2 separate regions of the Homo sapiens genome follow, and region 1 is linked to region 2. A link is an interaction called in ENCODE POLR2A ChIA-PET data of the cell type or tissue named here. Cell type or tissue: Panc1. All regions are shown on one strand. Links, peaks and the distances in the headings refer to the core of each region. The heading gives the core; the rest is flanking DNA.

Region 1 (5,381 bases), core at 145-5,144, 140 kb before region 2:
ATTAGATACAGGAGAAAACCTAAGAATATCAGCGGATGCTGCAAAAGCACACCATCAAATTAAAACCCACTCATGATTTTAAAAAGTAACAAAGACCTCTTCGCCAGCAAATCTGGATAGAATATCTACAACTAGACATTTTTGGGAATGCTCATACTTCAATGGTGAAACACTAGAAGCACTCCAGTAGGCGAAGATGACGACGGCAGTGTTCTCTACCATGTTACTACTCAAAATGGTCCTGGAAGTTCCCAGCCTACACCAGATGAGAAAATGAAATGGATGCATAAACACAAGGAAAAGCAAGTACGAACTATAATTAATTCGAAGGTAGAAGACTGCCGACTCCAAAATCCTAGAGCTCTAACTGACCATTAAAACAGTGTCCAGCAAAGGAACAAGGTAAACATATGAAAACTTAGTGATTTTCCTATACAACGGCAATCAATTAGAAATCAGTCTTTTTGAAAATCCTATTCGTAATAGCTAGAAAAACAACCTAAGAATAAATCTAAAAGAAAACAGACAAAACTACAATACACAACACACACATACAAATGCACATATACCTATACATTCAGCTATAAAACTTTACTCAAGGACAGAAGAAGACAAGTAAATTGGGAGAAATACCATGTTCAGAGATGAGTATCAGAAGGCTCAACACTTCACATACCTAGTCTCCAACCCAAATTAATCTAGAAATTCAATACAATCTTCAGCCATGAAAAAAAAAAATCCCTACTAGAATTTTTCACAGAACTTGACAGGCTGATTTTAAATTTCCTATAGAAGACTGTGGAATTTCTTTAAAAGCCAATATAATTTTGAAGAATTACAGCAAAGGGGAGGGATAGGCAACTTGATATGAAAACATTATAATGCTATGGCCATTAAAACAATGTTATAAAGAATAAAGACTATGTAAATTGATCACTGAAACAAAGTAAGAGTCAGATTGATACAACCAGTTTGGAGGGCAATTTAGCAGGATGTTTAAGTTAAAAATGTTCACACTCTTCTATCCAGCTACTTTCTGGGCACATGTACACAAGACGTGCCCTAGAGTGAGTTCACCGCTACACCGGACATCCCAAAAAAACAAAAGCTGCAGACAACCTTAATGTCCTTCAATGGGGAAGTGACTAATCATTTAACACTGCAGAAGTAAAGTTAGGAAGCAACTAAGAAAGAATGAGACAGGTCTACACACACCACACAGAGTGATCTTTAGAGGTATCTAGGGCATCTTGTTGATGGAAAAAGTTACATCATATCGTTTGTGTACATTCTAAACACACATTGGCAGTACTTTCTATGTTCACTATAGAAAACATGTATACAAAACCATGTCCCTACAAATCACCAAAGATCTTGTTAAGATGCAGATTCCAATTCAACTGGATTGGGGCGGTGCCTCAGAGTCTGCATTTCTAACCAACTCCAGCAAGCTTGATGCTGCTGCCAGTCCATGGACCACCCTGCAGACAGCAAAGGCACAGGAGATGATGTGGAAGGTTCCAGGGGAGACCAACACTAAGAGCTGATGAATGGGGAAGAGGGTGGAAGACAACAGTCAAGTGAGATGGCCAACAGGAGTCTTTATAATGTTCCAGACCAGCCCGGGTAACAGTGAGACCCATCTCTAAACTAAATAAATTAATTTAGTATTTGTTAAAGAAGAGAGAGGCCAGGGGTGGTGGCTCATGCCTGTAATCCCAGAGCTTTGGAAAGGCAGGGCAGGAAGATCACTCGAGGCCAAGAGTTTGAGGCTGCAGTGAGCTATAATGGCACCACTGCATTATGGCCTGGATGACAGAGACCCTGTCTCAAAAAAAAAAAAAAAAAAAGAATAATGTCATTGAGTACTTGTGTAATTAAAAGCTAGTTTTTAAAAACCCATATAGACTACTTTTGAGTATCTCCTTACTAAATTCTAGGAGCCTCATGATGTTAAGTACAGAGAGGGCCAACTAGTGTTGCCAGCTCCTCTCCTCAAACAAGAATCCATAACTGACCAGAAGAGAGCAAGAGCTGAGGGAAAATAACCAATAAGCTAGCAGTGACAGCCTATTACTACTGAAGAGGTACTTTTAAAAATGCTATTTTAAGTCAGGTGCTCTGTTTTTATTTAAAATAGTTTAAGTCTAGAGAGCTTATTAAAAATAAACAACTGCTAGTTCTATCTTTAGTATTATCTATGCAACATAGTTCAGGAAGTTTTTACATGGTCTACTATGTTTTACTTTTACTTCATATTCTTGCTAATTAATGCTTCCAGAGGAAATCCTTCTTAACTACTAAAGAATTAATGAGCATGCAAAAATGTCCCCTCTATAACGCCAACTATCAAAAACTTCTGTCAGACCTGAAACTGAAGCTTCATTAGCTCCCAGTAAATGGACCTCTGTACGGCTGATCTGACACAAGATGATATGCATTGACAAGCTCTTTCTCTATTTACTGAAGGAATTGCCTGCAATAACTGAATAGACACAAATGACCACTTGCTATGGTCTGAATATTTGTGTCCCCCAAAATTTCCTATGTTGAAACCCAATCCCTAGTATGATGGTACTAAAAGGTTAGACTTTTGAGAAATAACTAGGTCTCATACATAGGAGAGTGGCACAAGGCTCTGCCCTCATGAATGGGATTGGTGCCCTGATAAGAGACCTGGCTAGTCCCTTCCACCATGTGAGGACACTGTGAGAAGGGCAGAGAGCAGCCCTCGCCAGGCACCAATCTGCTGGGTGCCTTGACCTTGGACTTCTGGGCCCCCAGGACTATGAGCATACATTTATGTTATTTCTAAGCCTCCCAGTTTATAGTATTTTGTTACAGCTCTCCAAATGGACTATGACACCAGGCAAGTCAAAACTGAGATGTGTAGATTTTATTATATACTAAAACAAAAAAGATTTTAGTGGAAATGGATTCATGAAATATATTAAAATTGGAGGCAAAGTCTCAGGTCCAACACTGAGTCATCCCATACAGTCACAACAACTGATAAAATCTGAAAGTAACTCTGACATAGTTAACTGGTACTAGACATATAATCACAGGGAGTCATTAAAGGGTACCATGAGGATCAAACAACTTTTAAAAGTAGCACCCTCTGAGAAGGCAGAACATAATCTCTTTCTTTAACTCATGCTAGTTGAGAAATCATTTCGGAACTGATGCCTGAACTGAAATCTTGTGAAGTAGGAGTTAGGAAGTACAATGCAAACAACAAAAGGCAAAGGGTAACCCATCACACACTTAGACAACTATGCATTATGTCATTATCCCGTAGGCAAGGGCGAGTCATAAAGGCAAAAATAAACACACACACATACACCAAGATCAAAGTCAAAAGCCAACGGGGAGAAAGTATGTCCAAGAAACATCACCAAGGACTAATATAATACCCCTACCATACAAAATATCACCAAGGACTAATATAATACCCCTACTATACAAAATATCACCAAGGACTAACATAATACCCCTACCATACAAAATATCGCCAAGGACTAATATAATACCCCTACCATACAAAGTATCGCCAAGGACTAATATAATACCCCTACCATACAAAGTATCGCCAAGGACTAATATAATACCCCTACCATACAAAGTATCGCCAAGGACTAATATAATACCCCTACCATACAAAGTATCGCCAAGGACTAATATAATACCCCTACCATACAAAGTATCGCCAAGGACTAATATAATACCCCTACCATACAAAGTATCGCCAAGGACTAATATAATACCCCTACCATACAAAATATCGCCAAGGACTAATATAATACCCCTACCATACAAAATATCACCAAGGACTAATATAATACCCCTACCATACAAAGGATCACCAAGGACTAATATAATACCCCTACTATACAAAATATCACCAAGGACTAATATAATACCCCTACCATACAAAGGATCACCAAGGACTAATATAATATCCCTATCATACAAAGTACTCTTAAAAACTGGCAATCCCACATCTAAGAAACTATCCTGAAGGCAGGCCTCCAACAGTATAAAACTACACATCCACAAGTTTATTCATTGCAACACCGTTTATAATTACAAACACCAGAAACATTCTAAATGCCATACATAGGAGAGTGGTTGAATAAACTATGGTACATCCACACGAAGGAGTGGCTATTTTTTAAAATGAAGATGATCTTTAAGAGCTGATGTGAGTGATTTCCAAGACATATTGATAAGTGAAAAAAGTCAAGTGCAGAAGAGTATCTTATACCATACTACCTGCTCTTTTTTTTAAGAAAGATAATGCAATAAAATACATATGTATCTGTTGATTTGCACAAAACATACATGAAAGACAAACTAGAAACTAAAGAGACTGGTCACCCACAGAGGGTGGGTAGAAAAGGAGTGGAGGGCGTACAGAATGGGAATGGGAAAGCTGGAACGAGGAGGCTTTTCTGAGTGTATACCCTGGTGCACAGCTCTCACGCTTGGAAGCCACATCAATATTTCACACATCCAAAACACACAATGACAATCAACCAGGATGTGTGTATGGGGAACAAAAAAATGGAATCCAAGCAGTAACAAATTAATCTAACTCAATTACAAATGAATAAAATAACCACATTGAAGGAGGTGAAAAGAAAAAGCAATCTTGGAAAACAGTATTTTGACTGGGACACCATAAAGCTAAAGACAAAAAGAGCCGTACACAAAATCTATATTCTTGGACTTTAAGAGTCAGCAAACCATGTCCATAAAGGGTCAGACAGTAAAGCTTTTCAGCTTTGGAGGCCATATGGTCTCTCTCGCAACCATGCGTGATATATAAACAAATAGGCGGGGCTGTGTTCCAATAAAACTTTATTTACAAAAACATCAAGCGGGCCAGATTGAACCCATGGGCTACAGTTCACTGGCATGTGTTCTAGTTAATAAAGCTGCTTCTCAGAGGGATTTGGGTTAGCAAATTTGAAACTACTTTGATGTTATACTAGAGTTGAGCAAATGAGTAAATGTATTACAGACAGCGGAGTATGGATTTCTCACTGCTGGAGAAAGGAGTTAACAATTAAGGAAAAGAAGAAGGTTAGAATGAATGCTATGGTGTTAAACTGGAAATGGAATTCATCAATAGGAACTCATTTTTAACTGCATATGCAGAGAGATCCATATATAGATGTGCAGGTTTGTGTGGGCTAAGATACAGGCATGCACTTCCAAGCTTTGTCCTCCTAGAGGTTCGAGAGGCAACGGCAACAAGCACGTGTTGCCCCGCATGTGCATTTCTAAATGCCGTTTGCCAATAAAATGAAACAGTGCTCCCTCAAGTGCCTGACTCCAGAGCTGGAGCAAAGAAAATTCAAGATGCACCCTGAGTG
Region 2 (5,381 bases), core at 279-5,278:
GGCTAAAAATGCAGATTCCATGATCCCTCCCCAGACTTACTGAAAGAGCATCTCCGGAGATGGGACCATGGAAGCAGCATTTGTTACAAGTGCCGGTGGGATTCTCATGCCTGAGGAATCTTTAGACCCATGGTTTGGGACAAATGCGAACTCCAAGGAGATGCAGAGGGGAAGCAGAGGAGCCTCAGGCTCCTCCTCCAACCCCCCCCCCCCCCCACCTCCCCCTCCGCATCCGTCACTTTCAGAGAGGTGACTACAGAGGCTGAAAACTAGCCAACTCCCTATGTGTCAATGAATGACAGATTTTGCTCCTCTTTTTATAATGGGCAGAAACAACACAATTTGTGAGAGCTCTTTTCCGAGCTTTTTCTGAAGTGCTGGTGGATATGCAGAGTCATTCCCATGAAACTTCATAAGTGCTTCCAATGTACTGGAATTTTTTGTTCTTGATTCTGACATCTTTATCAGCCCTGCCTAACATTACATGGCCTTCAAGACAAGGGAAAAATAACCTTAACACTACCTTATCCCACCGAATTTGTGCAGAACAATTGCCACAGCTGAGAATCAAGTGACAGTGCTCCCTAAGTACAGTATTTTACAATGAAAAGCCTTTGATAGCCACGGACACTCCTAATGGTTTCCCAGAGGGAGACACGGAGGGGGACAACACTGCCAGATGCGATTCCTTTGGTCCTGATGGCATGGGAGGAAACCATATGCATAACTTCTACTCTGCAACACTCTTTTATCATGGTGTGTCCATAGCATCTTTCTCTTTGTAATTCAAGCCATTAGTACAGAGGGATTCAGCATCTGTGGCCGTGGGGACACTGTTGGCAGCTTGCCAGAGATGCAAAGAAGCCACACACAGAGCCCCTCAGTTACTGTACTGCCGGTGCTGCAGATGGGAAAGGGGTGTGAAGGTGGGAAGATGGCCCCTGTCCGGAAGCTGTTTGCAGTCTACTGGGAGGGATAATGGGTGTTCACACAAACACGGACAATGCAAGGGTACTATGGGAAAAAGCCATCCATCTGCGGTAAACAAAGGGCCCTAGGATCTCAGAGGAATGACATGAGAGTTGACGGGTCCTCAGGGAAGGCTCGATGGAGCGCAGGTCTTGGGTAGCCTTTGAAGGGTAGGCAGACTTTGGTCCTCTGGGTGGACTGGAGGGAGGTGACCCATGGCCTGCAAAGGATGGTTCTCATGCTCAGTGCTGACTCTGCACTCACTCCATCCTGAGAATGATGCCTCCTGGAATTCTGCACCCTGGGGCCTCTTTCAGTTGACTCTTGTTTGAGCCCTGCGGGAGCCACAGGTTTATGGGGAAGAGACACATTGGAATTTGCATCTTCCTTCCTGGGAGAATTGTTGTGATGCCCTTGGTTGTGGGGTGGGGAGGATGGAAGCCAGCCTCACACGTACCCCACAGGAGGAGGCTGGCTTGGGATCACTTTGTGGGGTCCTTGCAGCTGTTGGATTGACTAGAGGCCACATGGCAGATTCTTCTGACAAGGGTCATAGATTCCAAAGTGACCACAATTGGTGGCCAAAATTGAACCATCTTTTGATTTTTTTCCCTTTGGAGATGGGGACCATGCTGGGCATTTCTCTTCTTTGGGAAGTTTTTGTCTTCTGCTATTGACACTGTGCAAAGGCCAGATATGGAGTAGATAGGTATGCCCTCTTTTTGAGAATATCACTGTAACCAAGAAATGTTCCAAGAGTGTGTGGAAGCTAGACCCTGGGCTTCAGAGAACAAAGGAGCACTTATTTAGTTCCACAACAGACACCCCCCCCCCCCCCCCGCCCACTGTCTTGGCATCTTCCCTGCATCTTTATAGTGAAGGCATGACCTATGTGGTGGGGACTGAGCCTCAGCACATCCCATCACAACAGCCCAATCATTAGCACCTTTCAGAAGTGATGGAGCAGGTGCAAGAGGAAATCCTCCACAGTGGAGACTTGGTCACTTGGGGTGACCACTGCAAGAGTGAGCCCTGAAGACCTTGGCATCTGGCCTCTGGGAAGCATCACTGATTGGGCACTAAGTCCTTTGCCGAGTTTACCCTGGGACCATGCCTCCCCGGGCTATTCCCTGCCAATGACCTGTCTAGGAGAGCTGGGATTCCTTTGTCAGCTACCTTGGGCTCAAAGACTCCCCAGTGGTTTTGCCAAAGCTCCCTTTGACAGCACGGTAGTTTAGGGCATTTCCACCTAACCTCCTTCTGTCCTTCCCTCCAGGTCAGACTTGCACTGTGGTCTGATGACCCCCTAGCCTTCCTTGGTTCCCTTCTTATTTCCCTTAATGCAGGCATTTCCTTTCTGAAAATCCTTGCGTGTTTAATTCCATCCTGGAGATGGAGGAGCTGAACTAGCATAAATTGCTGTTTCATCTTGCAAAATAGAAAAGGGTTTGAGAGGGTCCAGTCAGGCAGCACTGGTGATGGAATACCTCAAGCAACAATTTGAACATGACCAAAGGGTACACATGGGTAGCCCCAGGCCTCCTGCCAGCCCTATTCAGGAGGGCCCTTATTTTGGCTGCTGGGATATTTCTAATGCCCTGGGGACAGTTGATCAGGGCTTGGAGAACATGGAGAAGCTGACGGTTGTCTAGGGCTAGTGTGAAGGGCCAGATGCCTGTTCCTATAGTGCATTGTTGGGACAGACAGTGTAGTGCATTGTTGAACCTATAGGCACTGGCCCCAGTGGGCAAGAGGTCACTCCACCTTGCTGGCCAGCAGAGACACGGGGTTTACCTACTGGGATTTCTGACCTCATAAGCCTGCTGTGAAGAGGCACAGGGAAGCCTATGGGAAGAGGTGAAGGGATGGCTGAGTCATAAACCATTCTTTTCTCCATTCTTCTTTCTTCTTGTTTCTTTCTCTTTCCTTCTTCCTCAGCTCAGTTTTTTCTCTCTTTTCTTTCTTGCTTTTCCATCATGCAAATCTCAAAGTAAGGCAAGACAGAAAACCTGCTCCCATATTTTCCTTATTAAAATCACACGAGTGGGCTGGTGGTCAAAGGTTGACCTTCTGAGCTCCTCTCCCTGAGGTTTCTAGGGGACATTTCTGTGCTGCAGCGGGTTAAGGGAGGACTAGCTTCCGTTGGCATTGGGTAGATGGGGGAATTTCCACTGTGAGAGCTAAAATATGCTGATATCTAGTTTACACCATGTGGACTGGAAAGTCATGTGAATTGCAAGAGGCAAATAGTTCTGATGCTTTTGTGTTGCCTTGGGTGAATACCAAGTGGTTTCTGCATTAAAAAAAAATGCCTGGGAGAATTGGGCCAATTACTTGCTATAGACAGAGGGAAAAGTCCTTTTTGCTAATTTGAGACTATTAAAGTACAATCTGGGCACTGAGTTTCAAATTCACTGCCAAAAAATATAGGTCTTATACCCTCATCCTATTTTCCTATCACCTAACTTTGTCTTGGCCATCAAAGAGCGTGATCGCTTCGGCTCCAGAGCTCCCAAGATTGATGCTGTGCCCTGCACACTGGTACATTTTAATATAACAACTCTAAGCTGGAGCACAGGTACAGATGCAAGAAGGGTGGGCAGAGAGAATGTTTTATGTTCTTTGGCACAAGTTGAAGTTACCAAATCTCTGCAGGAAGAGATTGGGGTGCGAGGAAATACTTGAAGAAGAAGTAAAACAAAACAAAACAAAAACCCAGGGAATTTAATGTGGAGTTCTACTAATATTCAATACTTCTCATTTTTCTCCACTTTTTCATCAGTCAGACACTTTTTAAATCAATTGGAGGATTCTTTTCCTTTTCTCACTCTGCTTTTTTTTTTGTTTGTTTGTTTTATTCCACCCTCAGAAATCGTTGCCTCCTGCAATGGTAACTTCTTTTAGTAACTCTCCCATCCTTAACAGGGTCACTCATTCTTAAGCTTTGCCATTAGTCATTGACTTAGAAATAAATTTTGGGAGAAGAGGTGGGGAAAGCCAGATTGCTCAGCTGGTCATATATCTGTGCTGTTTTTCGTCCCTGGCAAGGGGGTGAGGAGTTCCCAGCTGATTTAGAGTGTGATGGTGTCATCGTCAAGGTATATTTTCATTGTGAGAGAAACATGAGAAGCAGAGCAAAGCAGACTTGCTGCGGCCTGGGCATGGTTGTCTGCATGGCCCCCTCAGGAAGGCGTCCGTCGTCCAGGCTGGACATCAACATGCTCCCAGGGCTGAGCGCAGAGTCCCCTCAACAAGGGAACAAACCCACCTTCGGCGGAAAGCCTGGAAGCTCCTCGGGATTGTGTGGCACCTTTCTGGGGTGTTGAGTCTGGAGCCACTTGCCTGGGTTGGCATGCAGGCTCACCACATCCCAGCTGTGTGACAACGGGCAAATGATTTAACCTCTCAGAGCCTCAGTTTCCACATCTGTAAAATGGGAATCATAGTATCAGAGAACTATAGCAAGGATTTAGTGGGTGAATACATTTAACACTGCCTCACACTATATGTCAACTATTATTATGATCGTTATTATTTCTAAAGGAAGAAGTGTGGCCTTCTAGGCCGGGGAGCCTTAGTGGAGTTAGACATCGGAATGGGCCAAATTGGAGAGCCAGAATCACCTGTACAAGCTCTTCTGGAGAAAATAACTTGCAAATCCAGTCTTTAATGACTCACTTTTTTTTTTTTCAGGGTCTTGCTTTGTCGCCCAGGCTGGAGTGTGGTGGCATGATCTCGGCTCACTGCAACCTCCACCTCCCGGGTTCAAATGATTCTCATGCCTCAGCCTCCTGAGTAGCTAGGATTATAGGCATGTGCCACCACACCTAGGTATTTTTTTTTTTTTTTGTATTTTTAGTAGAGACAGTGTTTCACCATGTTGGCCAGGCTGGTCTCAAACTCCTGGCCTCAAGTGATCCAGCTGCCTTGGCCTCCCAAAATGCTGAGATTACAGGTGTGAGCCACCACACCTGGCCCAATGACTCATTTTATGAGTGTCATCTATAGGCAGGAGACACTTCATAAACATGCTCGAATTCTCATAACAACACCAGGTGGAGGACATGATCATCCCCATATCACAGATCAAGAAACTGGGGCTCAGGCTGCCAAGAACCTTGCCCCCAGGCAGTGGAGGAGTGAGAATTGGACTGAAAATTGGCACACCACCTCTTGCCACAGTTCCTAAGTCAGGACTAGCCAGTGCAGTCACTTGGAGGTGCTTAGAGTGACTCAACTCTGGACATACACAATTTTGCACAGGCAAAAGTAATCGAAGGTTACACAATGTCTTTGCTTGGAAAGAGCCTTAAATGTGTTATACACAGTACATCTAAGAATTAATTCACCAGCAAATGAAGTGTGCCTTCTGGAACCCAAGGCAGCCCTTAATAGCCCATAACCAAACCATG

What was found. Peaks named below come from ENCODE experiments on the same cell type or tissue, not always from the same donor. Only the 100,000 strongest peaks of a DNase experiment are listed, where the experiment ranks them.
Region 1: POLR2A ChIA-PET joins it to region 2 with 9 read pairs; 2 of 35 experiments call an interaction of 5 or more read pairs at or near these places.

The regions. Positions count from the first base shown.
Region 1 is chr6:4,808,078-4,813,458 of GRCh38, reverse strand. All of the region lies in intron 1 of CDYL (chromodomain Y like), which reads right to left. Among named protein-coding and RNA genes, the nearest start is that of CDYL, 34 kb to the right of the region's middle. In Panc1, for the core only: no CTCF peak of the experiment used is centred there; a DNase peak (open chromatin) is centred at 3,158.
Region 2 is chr6:4,670,777-4,676,157 of GRCh38, reverse strand. No RefSeq gene overlaps it. Among named protein-coding and RNA genes, the nearest start is that of KU-MEL-3, 63 kb to the right of the region's middle. In Panc1, for the core only: no CTCF peak of the experiment used is centred there; no DNase peak of the experiment used is centred there.